Linked DNA regions of Mus musculus: region 1 is linked to region 2. The links are chromatin loops, found by intact Hi-C in ENCODE. Cell type or tissue: heart. All regions are shown on one strand. Each heading gives the region's core, and the rest is flanking DNA. Links, peaks and the distances in the headings are about the cores only.

Evidence for each region. A loop is a pair of places that touch in the nucleus more often than their neighbours do. Peaks named below come from ENCODE experiments on the same cell type or tissue, not always from the same donor. Only the 100,000 strongest peaks of a DNase experiment are listed, where the experiment ranks them.
Region 1: it touches region 2 in a loop (2.5-fold over the local background); 3 of 42 quality-filtered maps call a loop at or near these places.

Annotation. Positions count from the first base shown.
Region 1 is chr4:44,067,926-44,076,253 of GRCm38, forward strand. Gne (glucosamine (UDP-N-acetyl)-2-epimerase/N-acetylmannosamine kinase) reads right to left here and starts at 4,792. Exons shown (of 12, transcript NM_001190414.2): 1 at 4,437-4,792. In heart, for the core only: no CTCF peak of the experiment used is centred there; a DNase peak (open chromatin) is centred at 4,726; H3K4me3 peaks cover 3,259 bases; H3K27ac peaks cover 3,617 bases.
Region 2 is chr4:44,229,310-44,237,637 of GRCm38, forward strand. It overlaps Rnf38 (ring finger protein 38), which reads right to left and starts at 4,596. Exons shown (of 12, transcript NM_001379580.1): 1 at 4,234-4,596. The coding sequence starts at 4,498. In heart, for the core only: a CTCF peak has its summit at 3,551; DNase peaks (open chromatin) are centred at 3,752, 4,112 and 4,822; H3K4me3 peaks cover 3,064 bases; H3K27ac peaks cover 2,609 bases.

The sequences.
Region 1 (8,328 bases), core at 226-8,225, 160 kb before region 2:
TCTCTCCTACCTTTACCAACTGTCAAAGCTTCGGCATATGAGAAAGCCTGTGGACTCACTAGTGGCTCTATGCCATCCATAGATCTAAGCACCTCTGCCGAAAACTTCCTTCCCCTCTTGCCCAGACTCCTACTCAGGCTCCAAAAATCAGCCAAGTGTCACCTCTTCTGGAAAGGATTCACAGAAACCCCAGGTCCTTCTCACCCCATCCCTTACAGATGCCACCTTCCTCTTGGCACTGAGGCCCTACCACATACACAAAAACCCTTTAGTGTAACTCCTCTGCTCACCTATCTTCCTGTCCACCCTCGTGCCACACCCTTCATCCGCAAAGTCAAAAATTAGAACGAGAGATGCTTGCTTTATGGAATTTGTCTCTACTTGTCACATGTCATGTAATCCCAGGACTCAGAAGGCTGGGCAGAAGGCTCTGAAGCTCTTGAGTTGACAGCCAGTCTAGTGAGGCATGACATGAGGAAGGGGCAGAGAGGAGAGGAGAGGGGAGGGGAGGGGAGGGGAGGGGAGGGGAGGGGAGGGGAGGGGAGGGGAGGGGAGGGGAGGGGAGGGGAGAGACTTGTTCTATGGAACACTTTAAACTTCCCATTAGTGATGCTAAGTTTTTTCTCATGGACTCTGAGCTTAGTGCTTAGGTTTGAGGGAGTCCATCAATATTTGGAACTTGAATTAAGAATCCAGACAGCCTTGGTGAGACTGTGATAGGAGTCGTCCTGTCTTCTGAGGCTCACTAGAGAAGCCCTTCGGGAGACTTCTGCAGTGAGTGCCTCATCTAAAGCAACTGCTCCTGTCCTTCAGTGTGGAGCTCCCCGACCATGCAAACTCCCAGCATGAAGCGCAATACCAGTAAAGGCCGATTCTGCCCAATGAAAGGCTCCATTGCCAAATGAGTATCCTGCAAAGAGGCCAAAGCACTCCTCTCGCTTTAAAAACAAAACTATTCTTCCATATCAGCTGTCTTAAGTGCTCTTGCACAGAATCCTCCCTCCGCTGACCAACTGTGGGCTGACTGAACTGTTGGTGACGTTTAATTCACTGGGTGAGGCAAAGCAAATGATTGGCAGCTGGTCGGTTTCTATTTATTTTACACAACAATGAACTTTCTCTCTGCTGGTGGTTTGTGTTTGCCGGGTTATGCTGAACTGTTCTAACTAACCCAAGTAAGTCAGCGGTATAAACTATAAAAACACAAGTGTCCTTTTTAATTTTTTTAAGTCAAAGCTTTTTAGGAAAATAAATAAATCTTAGAACCTTTTAAGGAGAAGTACTTCTCTTTTTAAAAAATATTTATTTTTATTATTTAATCCTTTTTTTACAGTTCAGACTTTATACCCCTCCCAGACCACTCCACATCCCATACCTCCTCCCCGCTAAGAGGAGTATTTCTTGAATTTTAAAAACTAGTTATTTCAGAGGGAGAAGAGGGTGGATCTGGGGGAAGAGGAAGGGAAAACTGCCCCTGGAATGTAATGTCTGAGAGAATAAAAACATTTACAAAATAAAAATATACACACACAACTAATTATTTCAAACTAGATATGGTGTGGCACACCTTTAATCCCAGCACTTAGGAGGCAGAGGCAGGCAGATCTCTAGGAGTTCCAGACCAGCCTGGTCTACATGCAAGTTCCAGGCCAGCCAGAGTCCTGTAGAAAGACCATGTTCCAGTAAATAAATAAGCAGATGAAGAAGTCACCACACACCTAAGAACAGAGTGTGCCAGCTGAGCTCTCAGCCACGTGGCTCTTCCTAGTAGCTCCTGTCAGCCACGCGGCTCTTCCTAGTGGCTCGCAGCACCAGTTTGGTTCCCTTTACTTTCTTTTCTTTTCCATTTTCTCTCCTCTCCTTATCCTCACCATTTGTTATTTGGGCTTATTTATGGGTTTTTGGTTTTGTTCTTCTGTTTTGTTTTGCTTTTTGAGTTCTTTGTAGCCCTCCCTGGCTGGCCTAGCCTGACACTCATTACATAACAACCCAACTCGACAATCCTCTCGTCTAAGCCTCCAGAATGCAGGAATTACAGGAATGCACCATCTTCCTATATATACATATTTATTTATAAATATATATGTGTGTGTAATGTATATTATGCAATTGAAAACATTTTACAAACTGTTGCTACATTCTTTATTTTTTAAATATTATGTTTCTGAATTAAATAGGAACATTGAAAAATTTAAAGGCAATGGAAATATCAAACCAAAGGTACAATATCAGTTTTATGATAAGTGAAGGGCTATGAGAGCCATGGAAGCGAAATCCTGAGTGAACAGTACTTCCTGAGTCTTCGGCTGCGTGGGGCTCTGCACAGAAAACGGAGACAGGCACGGAGACTCTTGACTTAGGAACTGACACTGGGGAAGAGGGCCTAAGACACACAGACCCCAACCATTGTGCTTTCACAAACAGGAGCAACAAAAATCAGAAACTTGACCAAATTGTTATCTGTTCTGCGTGAAATAGTCCTAAAGGGACTTTTGTTTTGTTTTGTATTTTTTGAGACAGGGTCTCTCTACATAGTCTTAGCTGTCCTGGGATTTTTTTTTTTCCCACAGACCATGCTGGCCTCAAACTCACTGTGATCTGCCTGCCTCTGCTTCCTGAGTGCAGGGATTAAAGACTTGAACAACTAAAGACACATTTTATGGTGCAGATAGTGAGCAGCATCTTCACGGTCACTATCAGATGCGGAATGTGACAAAGTGGACTTAAACCATTTGAAGGAAATTTAGGTTTCATAAAGCACAAGGCAAAGCAAGATAAAACTTGCTTCTTTACCTAGTGGAATGTTAACCAAAAATGAAAATTGATCAACTGTATCTATATTTGCCAGTGGATACTGTGTATCCCCATACAAAAGTCTGAGGTCCCAAACATTGCAAAATGCAAACGAATAACACGGGAGCCAGTGAAATGGCTGGCTGCATGGGTAAAAGCGGAGGCCAGAGGGCAAGTTCCAGCATCAGGCCACTGGAGAGTCAGGAATGGGGTTCAGACAGACAAGGAGCACAGGGGCACGCTTCTGTAAGATCTGGTATGAGTGACAGGAACACAACAGCAAACACCCAAACAAACAAAAACAAGCAGAAAGGAAAGGCCACCCTTGGGCCGGAGGACCAGACAATTAGGGAAATGGGGTCTTATAAAATGCCCAACCCAGAGTCCACCTGCCAGAACTTCCAAGTCCGGGGGCCCATCCCATCCCACCAGGAGCTGTCAGCTTGCTTCAATAGAGCTTTTTACTTCACTTTCTCTGCCTTTGAGTCATCTATCAATTCTATGCCTGTCTCACACACAGAACAACCTCACCAGCTCTCCCCTACGTTTCTTTCACCTTGTTGGAGACAGGCTCTCTAAAAACAAAAACAAAAACAAACAAAACAAAACAAAAACAAAAAACAAAAAAACCCAAGGCTTCCGGATTGCTGTTATTACAGCTGCTCGAATTATAGGACCGGTTTTACTGGGTTTGGAGCACCCAAACTCAAGTCAAGTTTGAAGCGTTACACCAGCAGCAGCAGCAGCAGCAGCAGCAGCAATCTCCCTGGCTCCGAGAAATGGCAATGCTCACAAACTACATTCAACTCAATTGTGCTTTTATAAATGCTGCAAAAGGATAAGTGAATGTCCCAACCACGAGAAAGTATAAGCACACTTGTGCAAGCAGTCACCAGCAGAGAAACAACAGTAAAGTAAACGTTTGCTAAGTGCTTCCTCCAGCAGTGGGCTAACACGGCGTTAGACACGTTATTCCATCCTCATTTTCTCTACTATACAGACAGGGACACTGAGGTGTAGAAAAAAAAATCCACTTGATCTAAATCACAGTTAGTTAATGACTGATAGAACTTCAATTCAAAGCCAAGTCTAGATGACCTTCCTACACGCAGGTCACTGCCGCACACACCCTCTACCTTGTGTGTATATTCCACAAACATCCACGGGTGCAAACCTTTCCGGAGAACTTGAGACACTCCTTTCTTTCACTCAGAGCGGATGGAACTCACCGCAATAAAAAGGGAAGGGCTGTACAGAGTTCTCAGAACCCTGCTGCCCAGCTATAATAATTCAGTTTGATGTTCCTTCCAGAGCCCCTACAGTCGGGCTAAACCATTATCTTTACTGTGAAACCATTCCCCGCCGCCACACCCCTCCTATCGAGGTGCAAAGCCGATCTATTCTTTCCTCTAACAATTTTACAAGCCTGTTCAAGGACGGATATAAACGTCTATCAAATTTCCAAGGACACCGAGTGTCCAGACAGTCAGAGTTGGGCAAGCCTCCAAGAAGTCCCTCGGTGCAAACCCTCTCCCCACCTAGGCAGTGCTGGGCCCCCGCAGCTATCTCACGTCTCTGCCCAGGGACCCAGGGCCGTGCCGCCTGCTGCGTGCACGGATGGGCTGGACCCTGGCCAGGCCTACCTCTGCAAGCCCCGGTCCCCATTCACCCGCACGCTGAGTCTGACAGCTCCGGGATCCCACGCCGGAGCAACGCACCGGGCGGGAGAGGCGCCCTGCTGCGTAGAACCCGGACGCCCAGCGCGAGGCCCACAGCTGCAGCAGAGGTGCCGGAGCCTGGCACGATGCTCGTGAGTCACCGACTGACTCGTGGCCTCCGCCGGGTTAGTTCCCTCCGGCGCCACCTCGGCACTTGGCAGGCTCGCGTCCAGCGGGTCCACAGGGCAGGCCCCGGCAAGCGCACCCGGTGGCTTCCGCTACCCGGCGCCGCTCGACGACTCGGCGCTCGACCCAGCCCCAGCCATTGCTCCTGCATTCGCAACGCACACCCCGGCTCCCGCGGAGCGCCGAACGGTCGATCGCTCCGGCTCCGCCTGCACCGGGTCCCAGCCCCTCCTTGGCGTATTTCTGTTGGTCAGTCGTGTGGCGCACCTTCCGCTGTCGTGTCGCCTCTGGTAGTGGCATCCACTCGGTTTGCTGACCCTTATTCTCGCCTGAGGGTGTTCTCTCCTCTGGCAGAGCCCACAGTTAAGCCCGAGTTCTCCCACGAGATGGTTGTTTTAGCTTTGCACCCAAGCTGAGTGCCATCTCGTGGACCAAACTCCAAGGCAACTCAGTGTCGGTAGTCCTAGAGTGCACCCTGGAATTTAAGCTTTGCCACCCCTGCCACGAGGCTCTGGCTGAGTGCAGCGTGACAATACACATGCTAGTCAGCTCTGAGTTATCTGTCACTCCAGGGATCTAGGCAATTCTATTACCAAATTTGGGCCTCACAGTTTTTCCCCTTGAAGCCAAATTCTGTCACCTGTTCTCCATAAGTTAATGAGAACAGAGTTACTAGTAAAAAAAAAAAAAAAAAGCAAAAAAACGGAGGTTAATTCAATGTGGCCATGTTGGGAAGAGGGACAAAGATATCCAAAGACATATCCCCTGGATCCATTTTGGGACCTCAGATTTTAGGTTAAAATATATAGAGTTCGAGATGTGCACATCTAAGAGGTCCAGGGCAAGCTGTAGCCCACCTGTCACTGTCTGGACTCTAACTTCCCCAGCAAAGTGGCAGTCACAAATTGTCAGTCCCGTGTGAAGTCTCTTTTCAGCACCAGCATTCGGTCTTTTCCTTCTCTGAGTATGAGATTCTTGGGGAAAATTTCAGGGTTTTTTGAGGCCATAGTTTCAATAGTCTGATAGATTGAGGTACACAGACATCTCAAGAATATCTGCTAGACTAATTGCAGATCCAAGACCCAGGAAGGTGGGGAGCGGCCTGTGCTGCTAGCTCCTGATGAAGGTTGGTTTTGTTTTGTTTTTAAGATTTTATTTTAGCTTATTTTTATCATGTATATGGGGTAGGGGGGTGGGGCAGAGGATGTGTACACATTAGAGTGCACATGTCAAAGTCCAGAAGAGGGTAACAGATACCCTGGAGCTGAAGTTAGAGATCGTGGTGAACCTCCTGACATGGGTGACATTTCCCACAGCTAGGTGCAAGAGAATGAGAAGCTAGACAGTATTCTGAACAGCACAGCTGCACCTGTGTCTCAAACAACAACAAAAAGTCACAAGTGAAACTTTCAGATCTACTTTTTTAGGTTGTTTTTTTTTTTTTTTTTTTGAGACAGGATCTTACACTGTACCTAGCTGAAACTGGCACGGGATTGACTGTGTAGCCCAGACTGGTCTCAAGCCACGTCAGTCCTCCTGCCTCAGCTTCCATTGGGGGTTCTTGCTATAAGCTAAATGTGGACCCCATCAGACTTTTACAGCTTGTGGTCTATCTCAGTCAAGGATGAAGCTCTGGTTTGCATGGTATTAGTGTAGCCATGTTGGATCCTGCAAGGGTCATCCCATCATGAAAGGACAGACAATGAGTGGTTTTGTACACTGAGGTGACATTGTCTACCTTTCTGTCTGAGATCAGCAACCATCGATTTGTAAGTTGACCAGGTCACCATTCATGAATGCTCTGATAACACGTCAATTTCCAACACATTTCACATCATACTTTTTTTTTCTAAATACCATCTGAGCTGTTGGGTAGAGAATGGATTTGAATGGATTTGTTGAGAGTCAAGAGTTGGTTCCAGTGAAAATTCCACTGAAATAGATATGCAATTCATCTGGATGTAAAACTCATGAGACTTATTATTGACGGGTTATGAGTTAGAAATAAAGAATGGCTATATTTATAGCTTCCTAGCACTGATAACAAAGTGCTAGTACTCTTTTATCTTCCATATCTTACGCTTCCAGAGGTTGGGGTGAGCCCAGAATTTGGGGGAACCAACATACAGGCAGTAGCAGGGTATCTGCTCTTTGGAGGCTGAAGGAGAGAAGTCATTTCCTCACCCTTTCCTCGTGGAGACTGACGACACTCCTTGGCTTGTGAATATTCTCACAGCAAGACTTCCTGGCTGTGCCTCTCCTGCCTTCCTTTTACCTACAGAGACCCTTAGAATATTAAATTTGTGCCTAACTAGTAGCACAGGATAATCTTCCGGGCACAAAATACTTGATCACATCTGCACAATCTGTCTCCAAAAGAAGGGGTATGGATATTTCAAAAAGCCATTTATTCAGCCTGCCATGAGGGGTATAGAGTCATGGAAGATGGTCAAGAAAGGTATCTGGCTTTTAAAGTTACATGCTACATCATTACATAGGCAGTGTGGAAAGAAAGTTAAGACAAACTAACTTCAAGAACAATGTTTAGCTGAGCCTTGAGAGGCTGAGGCAGGCTGAGTGTCATGTTTGAAGTTAGTCTGGGTTTATATAGAGAGACCTTGTCTCATGAAAAAGACAAAACGAAGTAGCACACATATACACACAAGCCACACACACCTCACATGCACACAGACCACACACACACACACACACACACACACACACACCCAGTATTTGACAGGCAAGGTGGCTAAGCAGGTAAGTAAAGGCACTTGCAACCAAACCTGATCTGATCCCTAGGCCCCACATGGTTGTGAAAAGACTGATTCCCAAGGTCGTTCTCTGAACACTGTGACACATGTTCACATGTGAACACACATAAATAAAATATACTAAAATTGTTTAGGATAAAATATTTAATTTTTATTTTTATTTATCACAAAATCTAAAAATAAAAATCAAAAATAAAAAGGGGGGCAAAACAACAGACACTAAGGGCATCCAAAGAATCATTAGGTCATACTTTAAAAAATTACTTTACTCCACAAAATTGAAAAATCTGAAAGAAATGGATAATTTTCTCTATAGATACCACTTCTCAAAGTTAAATCAAGATCACACAAACAATTTAAATAGACCTATAACAACTAGTAAAGTAGAAGTAGTCATTCAAAATCTTCCAACCAAAAAAATGACCAGGGCCAGATGGTTTTAGTGCAGAATTCTACTAGATTTTTCCAAAAAGAGCTAACACCAATACTCCTCAAATTACTCCACAAAATAGAAACAGAAGAAACATTGCCACATTCATTGTATGAGGCCACAATCACCTGATATCAAAACCACACAAAAATTCAACAAAGAGAATTAGAGACAAATTTTTCTCATGAACATTGATACACAAGTACTCAATAAACTACTTGCAAATAGAATCCAAGAACACATAGAAAAGATTATCCACCATGATCAAGTAGATTTTATCCTAGAGATGCAAGGACTGTTTCATGCAAAAATCTGTCCATGCAATCCATCACACAAACAAACTGAAAGAAAAAAAACCAAACCTCATGATCCTCTCATTAGATACTGAAGACGCCTTCTACAAAATCCAACACAACTTAATGAAAAAAAGGCTTAAAGAGATTAGGGATAAAAGGGACGTACCTAAACATAATAAAGGCAATTTACAGCA
Region 2 (8,328 bases), core at 205-8,204:
AGTCATTCATGCAGACAAAACACCCATACTTATATTTTTTTAATTAAAAATAATAACAAACTTTTTTCTCTTTACTCACAGCAAAACTAGGTTACAGGTCAGAAAAAGTAAAAAAAGAAGCCCGGGGCCTGGAGGCCAGGGCCCGGGGCCTAACAGACTACGCTGGAGTAGATGCTGTAGTTACAGATCCAGCACTATAGGACAAAACTTTATGTTCTATAAACAAGAAAATGAGAGACATCTGAGAAATATTTCAGACATCTGAGAAATATTTCAGACATCTGAAAAATATTTAGAATAATATATGAATAATATATTTAATCTCTATAACTCACATCCAACACTAACAAATCTTAATTTGCAATTTCCTGATCTGAATTTAAGTAATATTAAGTACAATCAGAGCCCTTTGCATACCAGTCTTATCCCATGCTCCACCTTCTCTACCCAGAGATAAGTACTACTTGTGAATTTTTGCAGTCCCGACACATGTGTTTACATTACTATGTATGTATATAACCACAAATAGTTTTGAGTTTTCAAAATACACAAGTGGAAAATTTCTGTAAAAATTCTTCTGGGAGTTGCTCCCCCAAAACATATCAGGTTTTTAATATACATCCATTTGTGATACATTAGCTATAATTTACTGAGGTGGCAGGTTGAGATAAGTTTTTTAGTTGCCCATGCTGGCCTTGAACTTGTTCCACCTCCAAACTATTAGAATTACAGGTATGTGACACCATTGATGCTTTTATTTATGTCCTCGAAGAGCTGTAATATTCAGCTGTGTGGGGGCCCTGGGCGTGTGCGTTCACTGTTCAATGATTGCAGTGTTCACAGGTACTCCTGCACACACCTGCTCATGTGGATGCGAGAGGCAGTTTAGGCATCTTTCTCTACCGCTATTCACCTTATTTTCTTGAGGCTGAGTCTCTCACTGACTGTAGCTATTAAATCTACAGGGTGCAGCTGCCTCCACACTACCTCGCAAGACGAGGGTTGAAGGCAAACACTGCCACAGCTGGCTTTGGGTCTTCATGCTTTCATAGAAAGCACTTCACCTAGTAAGATATCTCTTCAGACTGTGCAAGGGTCTTTCTAAAAGTTTATATGGCCCTACTGGTGCCATATATGAGCTGGAATTATATATATATATATATATATATATATTTTATTTTATATGCATTGATGTTTTGTCTGTATATATGTCTGTGTGAGGGTGTCAGATCCTGAAGTTACACACAGTTGTGAGCTGCCATGTGGGTGCTGGGATTTGAACCCAGGGCCTCTGGAAGAACAGTGTTCTTACTCACTGACCCTTTTCTCCAGCCCCTGGAATAAGATTCTTGTACTTCTCTTGTATTTATTATTGTCTTTACCCATTTTAGATAGATAGGTACGTCAACCAGCTTTTAACTAGCTATTTGTTACACTACTACTACTCTCCAAGGTGGTTGCACACAGTTCCGTTCCCATTAACAGTATATAAAAGTACAGTTTATTAATCCTAGCAGTCAAGTCAGGAATTAGGGAAGGTGCATCTCTGTGAGTTCAAGGCCAACTTGGTCTACATAGCAAGTTCCAGGACAGCCAAGACTACACAGTGGGGCCCTGTTTTTAAAAGTATTTCCCATCTCCCACAGGGCTAGAGCTATAGTTCTGTGACAGAGGACTTGCTTAGCATATAGGAGGCTGGGTCCTACCCTTAGCACAACAACAAAGCAACAGAAGTTTATTATTTCTCTACAATCTTACTAATGCTCACCAGAACATTTAAGTTCTGCCTGGCTGACAGGAATGAAATAGCATATATTGCTGTTCAATTTACATTTGTCTGATTACAAGTCTTTGACAAATAAATGTTCATACACACACACACACACACACACACACATATACATATAGGTGGAAATACATGCTAAATGTGTTTCTTATAGTCACAGTTTGTTTGTACTATTAGGAATAAAACCCAGGGCCTGAAAGGTACTAGACAAGCACTCTCCCTTCTATTACATTTCAAAACAGGATTTTGAGGCTCAGCAGTTATGATCACTGGCTACACTTGAAAAGGGCCGAGGCTCAGACCCTAGCACCCAAATGAAGGCTCACAACAGCCTGTAACTGGACTTCCAGAGTTTCTGACACTCTAATCTGGCCTTCATGTGATGCACATACATAAACACCTGCAGACAAAACGCTCACACATGCAAAATAAACCTATTAACCAGGTGTGGCAGCACAAGTCTTTTTAGTCCTTCCACTCAGGAGGCAGAGGTAGGTGGATCTGTGAGTTCGATGCCAGCCTAGTCTACAATGCAAGTCCAGGACAGCTAGGGAAGGCTTAGAAAAACCCTATCTTGAAAACACACAAATAAGTAGATAAATAGATAAATAAATAAATCTTTAAACACATACATACATACATACATACACACACACACACACACACACACACACATACACACATGCAAATCTGTAACAAAATCCTAGGATTTTTCCTAAATTGACCAGGCTTCCCACTTGCTGCGGTGACCAGCTGGCCTGAAACTCTTAATCCCTCAGTCTTCCTAGTGCTGGGACCACAACCCCAAAGCAGCCTTCCAACAGCACCCAAGACAGAAAGCTCAGGTACAGTGCAGGACAGTAAAGAAACAGCTGACTTTAAGGAATCAATCTGGAGAAAAGGCCTTAATTAATTCACTTGCTAATTAGTCTTTCTCTTCCTTCTTTTGTCAAGCCTTACTTTCAAGACAATACCTTAGGCACTCTAGGGTCTGTATCCTTAGGGATGAGAATGAAGAAAGTAGGTGAAGTTAAGGGCAGCATGAGTCTATAACATATTACAACTGTCCTTACCAAAACAAAACCAAAAAAAAAAAAAAAAAAAAAAACCACACACAAAATTATGTCAGACCCATAGGAAAACTCTATATTGTAGACAGCGCTCAGCTTGAAGAGGCTCACTTCAAACTTACCCTATTTGCTTTGCTTGCCTTTTGGAAGCATCCCAGTCTTTTTCTCTAAGCTATCTGCTCTCCTCCCTCCCCTTCAGCAATCCCTTTATCTCCCTTCCCCCACAATAACTACATACCCTCTCTTTTTCCCCATTCCACAGCTTCTACTGATCTTTCCTCATTGCCTGCTATCCTTCCATTGCTTTCTCCTCTGGAAATAATTATTATCCCCTCGCCTTTTCTAAGATGCACGCAGAGTAAAAGCAACTCGCCTAATCACCCCAAGTAAGAATGGATTCCTCCTGAATTGTAAAGCAGGCAGGAGGGTGAGTTGTCCTAACCCTCCCAACTTCCTTCCCCCTTCTAGGACAGCTGCTCTTCCTCAGAGAATTCTCCAAGTGTGTTAAGTCCAGACCATCTAGAAAAGGCTCGGATGGCCTTCTGTCGCATGCATGCTTTTACCAGGACCAGTTATGTATTTCTGTTCCGGGCATAAACAAAACTCGGGCAATTTCCTGGAAAAAGACACTGTATAAACAGGCCTCCTTCCCTTTCATTCCCGCTGGGCTGGCTTAGCCTATGCAGTAGTGAGAAGGCTGACCTGGAGAGGGCCAAACGGTCCCCGAGTCAAGTTTCCAAAGCTCTACTCCACTACCTCAATAAAACCCTCTCGGAGCACATCCCCCTCCCCGCCCCCGGCAGGAGTCCTGCTCGCTCCAGCTCCCAAAATCGGCTCCCCAGGGCACTAAGCTCCCGAGGCAGCTCCTGTTTCTCCTTCCTACCTGTCCTGGTCAGCTTAGCATAGGTTAGCTACCCTGGTGGGTGTGCCAGGGCGCAGGCCCCAACCCCCTTCTTCCTACCACTCCAGACTCAGGGGCTGGGGACTCTGCCTCCTCCTCCCAGCCCCCTCGGCTGACGGCCCGCGCCAGCTCCAGGGTGGCCCTGGTTCTCAGCCAAGACACGACTCTAGCTGGCTTTGTGACCTTGGGCAAGTCACTTCCCCCGGTAAGCCTCAGTTTCCTCCCCGGCAGAGCCGATTCCTCACGAGGTCCTGCCCTGCCCACCCCGCAGGAAGGGGCTGCCCAGCGGGTGCGAAAACGCTTTGTGAGGCGCTCTGCCCGGCGGAGGAGCAGGGCTCCCGGGGTCTCCCGGGCTGGACAAAGCTGTGGCGGGCAAGGCTCCTCCCTCTCCGCGGGACCCCTTGCCCCGGACTGACCCTCACCCCTCCCCGCACAGCCCGCCCCGCCCCGCCCCGCCTCGCCGGCAGACCCCGTACCTGCTCCGGGCGCTCTGCCGCAGGCACCGACACCCTGCGCCCCGCTCCGAAGAGGCCCGTGGCCCGGAGGGCTAAGGCGGCCGGCGGTGATGGGCTCGGGCCGGGGCGGCGGCGGGGGCGGCGGGGGGCGCGGGCGGCGGGGGGGCCCGAGCTCGGCGGGCCCCGGCCTGGGAGACGACGACCGAGGCTGGAAGTGCGCGGCGGCGGCGGCTGAGGCGGCGGCGGCGGCGGCGACCGCGACCGCGGCGGCGGCGCTTCCGCTCATGGCGGGGCCGCGGGCAGCGGCTCGGACTGCGACTCGACTCCGGCGCGGCGGGCGCTGGCTGGGCCCGGACCGGCGGCGAAGGAGGCTGTGGCGGCGACGGAGGCGGCTCCCGGCGGGCCAGGAGGCGGAGCCGAGCCGCGGCGGCGGCGGCGGCGGAGGGGGCGGGGACGCCGGGGGGCGGGGAGACCGCGCCGCGCCGCCAATGAGCGCTGGGCTCCGGGCCGTGGCTCCCGGGCGGCGTCTAGGGGGATCCTCAGCAGCCGCGGCCCGCCCAAGCGGGGAGGCCCGGGCCAAAGCTCTCGGCATCTGCGCCCCAGCCCGGTGCTGCCCCGCCCCCGGCCCGCCTCCGGGGCGCGGCCGCGGGCCTCGGAGGCCAGGCCGACCGCTGCGCAGGCCCTGCCGCTCTGCTGCCTCGGGCGGTGTCTGCGCTGGGGAGTGTACCCCGGTCCGCCCCGGTTAGCCTCAGCCTGCCGGGCGTTCCTCTGCCTTCCCTGCGCCTGCCTGCCTGCTTGCTTCCTGCCTCTGCCCCCTGCACGTCGGTCCTCCCTCCCGGTTGTCTCCTCAAAGTTTGTGCTTTTGAGACACTTAGGAAAGAAACTCTCTCTTCGCTTCTGAGGCTGATTGGTGATAGATCAGTCTCCGCGGAGCCCTAGAGAACCGCAGAGGCGGAGACGCAAGAGTTGGAGATGAACGAGCGCCCTTCCCTGAGTCCTGGAGACCCATCTTGAATTCCCAGCAGAAGCCAGTCCGACTCAGCGGTGGTCCTCGCCCCTGTCTCCGACTTTCTCTTCCTCTTTCTCACTTTAAATACCCTTGTCGGGAAAGCCCTGACAGGAAGCCGTCCAGGCAACTGGGCCTAATCTCAGAAGAGGAAGAGGCTTCGAAGTGAGGAAACATTCGGAGCTGTACTGAAGGCTTTCCTATTATTTGGGGAAGATTTCTGAGGATTCAAAACACCATCATTCCCCCTCCCCCCGGTCTGCCCTCTTTTCTCAAATGCGATGTTGGCGGCTGAACCGATTATCTTCCCATCATTCTCTGGCTCTCGGCGTTATCCATGGAAGAGCAAAATAAACCCAACCATGTGCTGAGTAGAGTCTCTAAGTACAGGCATGTGGGTAAGGGTGCAGCTAAGCTGCTGGCTAGATTGTTTTAATAAAAATTAGCCTCAGCTTTTTCCCTGCACCATGCAAAGAAAGACTGGGAGGGCAAAGCAGACGATCTTTGGCAACAGACATTTCCAAGTCCGCAGTTGACACTAGATGATGCATTGTCTTTCATCTATCCGGTCATTAGCGGTGCTCAGAAATGAAGCTACGACGATAATAACGATATTGTCCAGGCCTTCAGAGAGCTTGCAATCTCCTTGGAGGTCAGAGAGTCTTAGAAGTTATGGATGATAATTGCATCAGAGAAGATCATTCTTGGTCACTTGAGATATTTGTAGTCAAATTTCTGAGCTACACAGAACCTATCTCAAAAAACAAAAACAAAACAAAACAAAAAAAAACCACACACACACACACACAACAACAACAAACCTTTTAAAGATCTTAAGAGCCGGACGTGGTGGCACACGCCTTTAATCCCAGCACTCAGGAGGCAGAGGCAGGCGGATTTCTGAGTTCGAGGCCAGCCTGGTCTACAAAATGAGCTCCAGGACAGCCAGGGCTATACAGAGAAACCCTGTCTCGAAAAACCAAAATAAAATAAAATAAAATAAAAAAGATCTTAAGGATGAGTAGTTCACCAAGAAGGACAGCTCGGGGAAGCTGTACTGAAACACAGTGAGATTATCTTTGACCAAAGGACCTAAATTTTCCTGCATTTCATCCCTGAGTTTCTTGTCACAGGAGAGTCAGATAATGTATTTTCAGGCCAGGGCCTCCATCCTAATAAGGCCACTGAAGAACATCTGTAAACTACTGTCCAGAGGCATCGTCCCTTTCATGAATCGCAGCCATCTTGAGCATTGTTTACCCTGTTTTTGTTGTTATTGTTGTTTTGTTTGTTTTTCAAAACAGGGTTTCCTCTGTGTAGCCCTGGCTGACCTGGAACTCAGGCTGTAGACCAGGCTGGCCTTGAACTCATCTGTCTGCCTCTGTATCCTGAGTGCTGTGACTTAAAGGCGTGAGCCACCACCACCCAGCCAGGTTAGTCTCTTTTTATCCCCACAGTCAACACCCCAGAGTCATCTCTTACAGCTCCAAGCTAGAGCAAATGTCTTAAGTGACCACCCTAAAGAGAAAGAACAGACTAGCAGTGTAGTCTAGTCAGCCCAAAGAACCCATCAAAGGATGCCTTGAGACCAGGAAGAAATGAGAGAGGGCCCAAAAGCCCTGAGTCATCGCCACACCCCCTAAGACATCATGAAAGCCTGGGCCCTCCTGCCTGCTGTGGCCCACTGGCCATTCTCCATTGGTGATTAGTGAGAGAGACTAAATCTATGGGTGTAGAAAACCCGCAGGTGTAAGAGATCAATAGGGTTGATCACTAAGGAGGTGCTGCAGAGGTCAGAAGGAAGAAAAGATTGTGAGGAGATCAAACTGGGAAGTTGATCTTTTGGTTATTTTGGGGTTTTTTGTTTGTTTGTTTATTTTTGTTTTATTTTTCAGCGCTGAGGACTGAACCCATGACCTTGCGTTTGCTATGCTAGCTCTCTACCACCTAGCTAAACCCCCAACCCCCAAACTGGGGAGTTGAAATGCTGGATATGTACACAGTGCAGCATTATTCATCTGTAAAGAACAACAGAAGCTCACCATGTGCAGCTAAAGAAGTGGATCTGGAAGACATCATGTTGAGACAAGTACTACATGCTCCTCTCACGTGCGAAACGTTTTACAACATAAACCCCATAGGCTGTGGAGATGACAAACCCCACACCCAAAGCACCATTCTCCGAGGACCCATGTGAAAGGACAGAATTGGCTCCAGCAAGTTGTCCTCTGACTTCCACACAGCCTTCATAGCGTGCACTCACGCCACCCCCCAACCTACCCACCCACACAAACACTTAAATGTAATAATTTTGTAATAAAAAATGTAGCCCAGCGGTGGTGGGACAGGCCTTTAATCTCAGCACTTGAGAGGCAGAGGCAGGCAGATTTCTGAGTTCGAGGCCAGCCTGATCTACAAAGTGAGTTCCAGGACAGCCAGGGCTATACAGAGAAACCCTGATTCGAAAAACCAAAAAAAAAAAAAAAAAAAGAGAGAGAGATACACATGGTCACACATGCCTATAATCCTACACTGGAAAGCAGAGGCAGGGGGAATGCAGATGTGAACCTGTATTTCATGCACAAATAAATAAATTAAAATTTGGAAATATATAAATGAAAATTTATGTTAAAAATCAACAGGCAAGTAGGATAGTGATTACGGAACATTGGGAAGGGTGGGAAATAGGTGGTTGGATTTTACTTGTGCTAAATTGTATACATATGTATCTGTATCATACCGAATCCTATTACTATGTGTAATATGTGTCTAAAAGATAAGGCTAAATTATACAGTCTTGAACGCCATGTTGAGGGGCATCAGAGCTACTTATGTGGTGAGTGAAGGGGCTCGCTGGAGTCACTGAGGAAACACCATGATCAGGACACACTTTGGAAACACTCTGGATGAGTGTTACATAGGAGGTGGGTCAGAAGAAAGCATGACACCAGAAAACGGGCTACAAAGCTCTTAGGCAAAGGGTGAGAAAGATCCAAACTAAGGCACAGTGGTAGGAATAGAAGCCATGACGGTGTAGAGTCAAAGGCAGCTGGGGCCAGAGAGGTGGCTCGGTGGTTACAAGCACTGTCTGTTCTTTCTTTCTCTCTCTT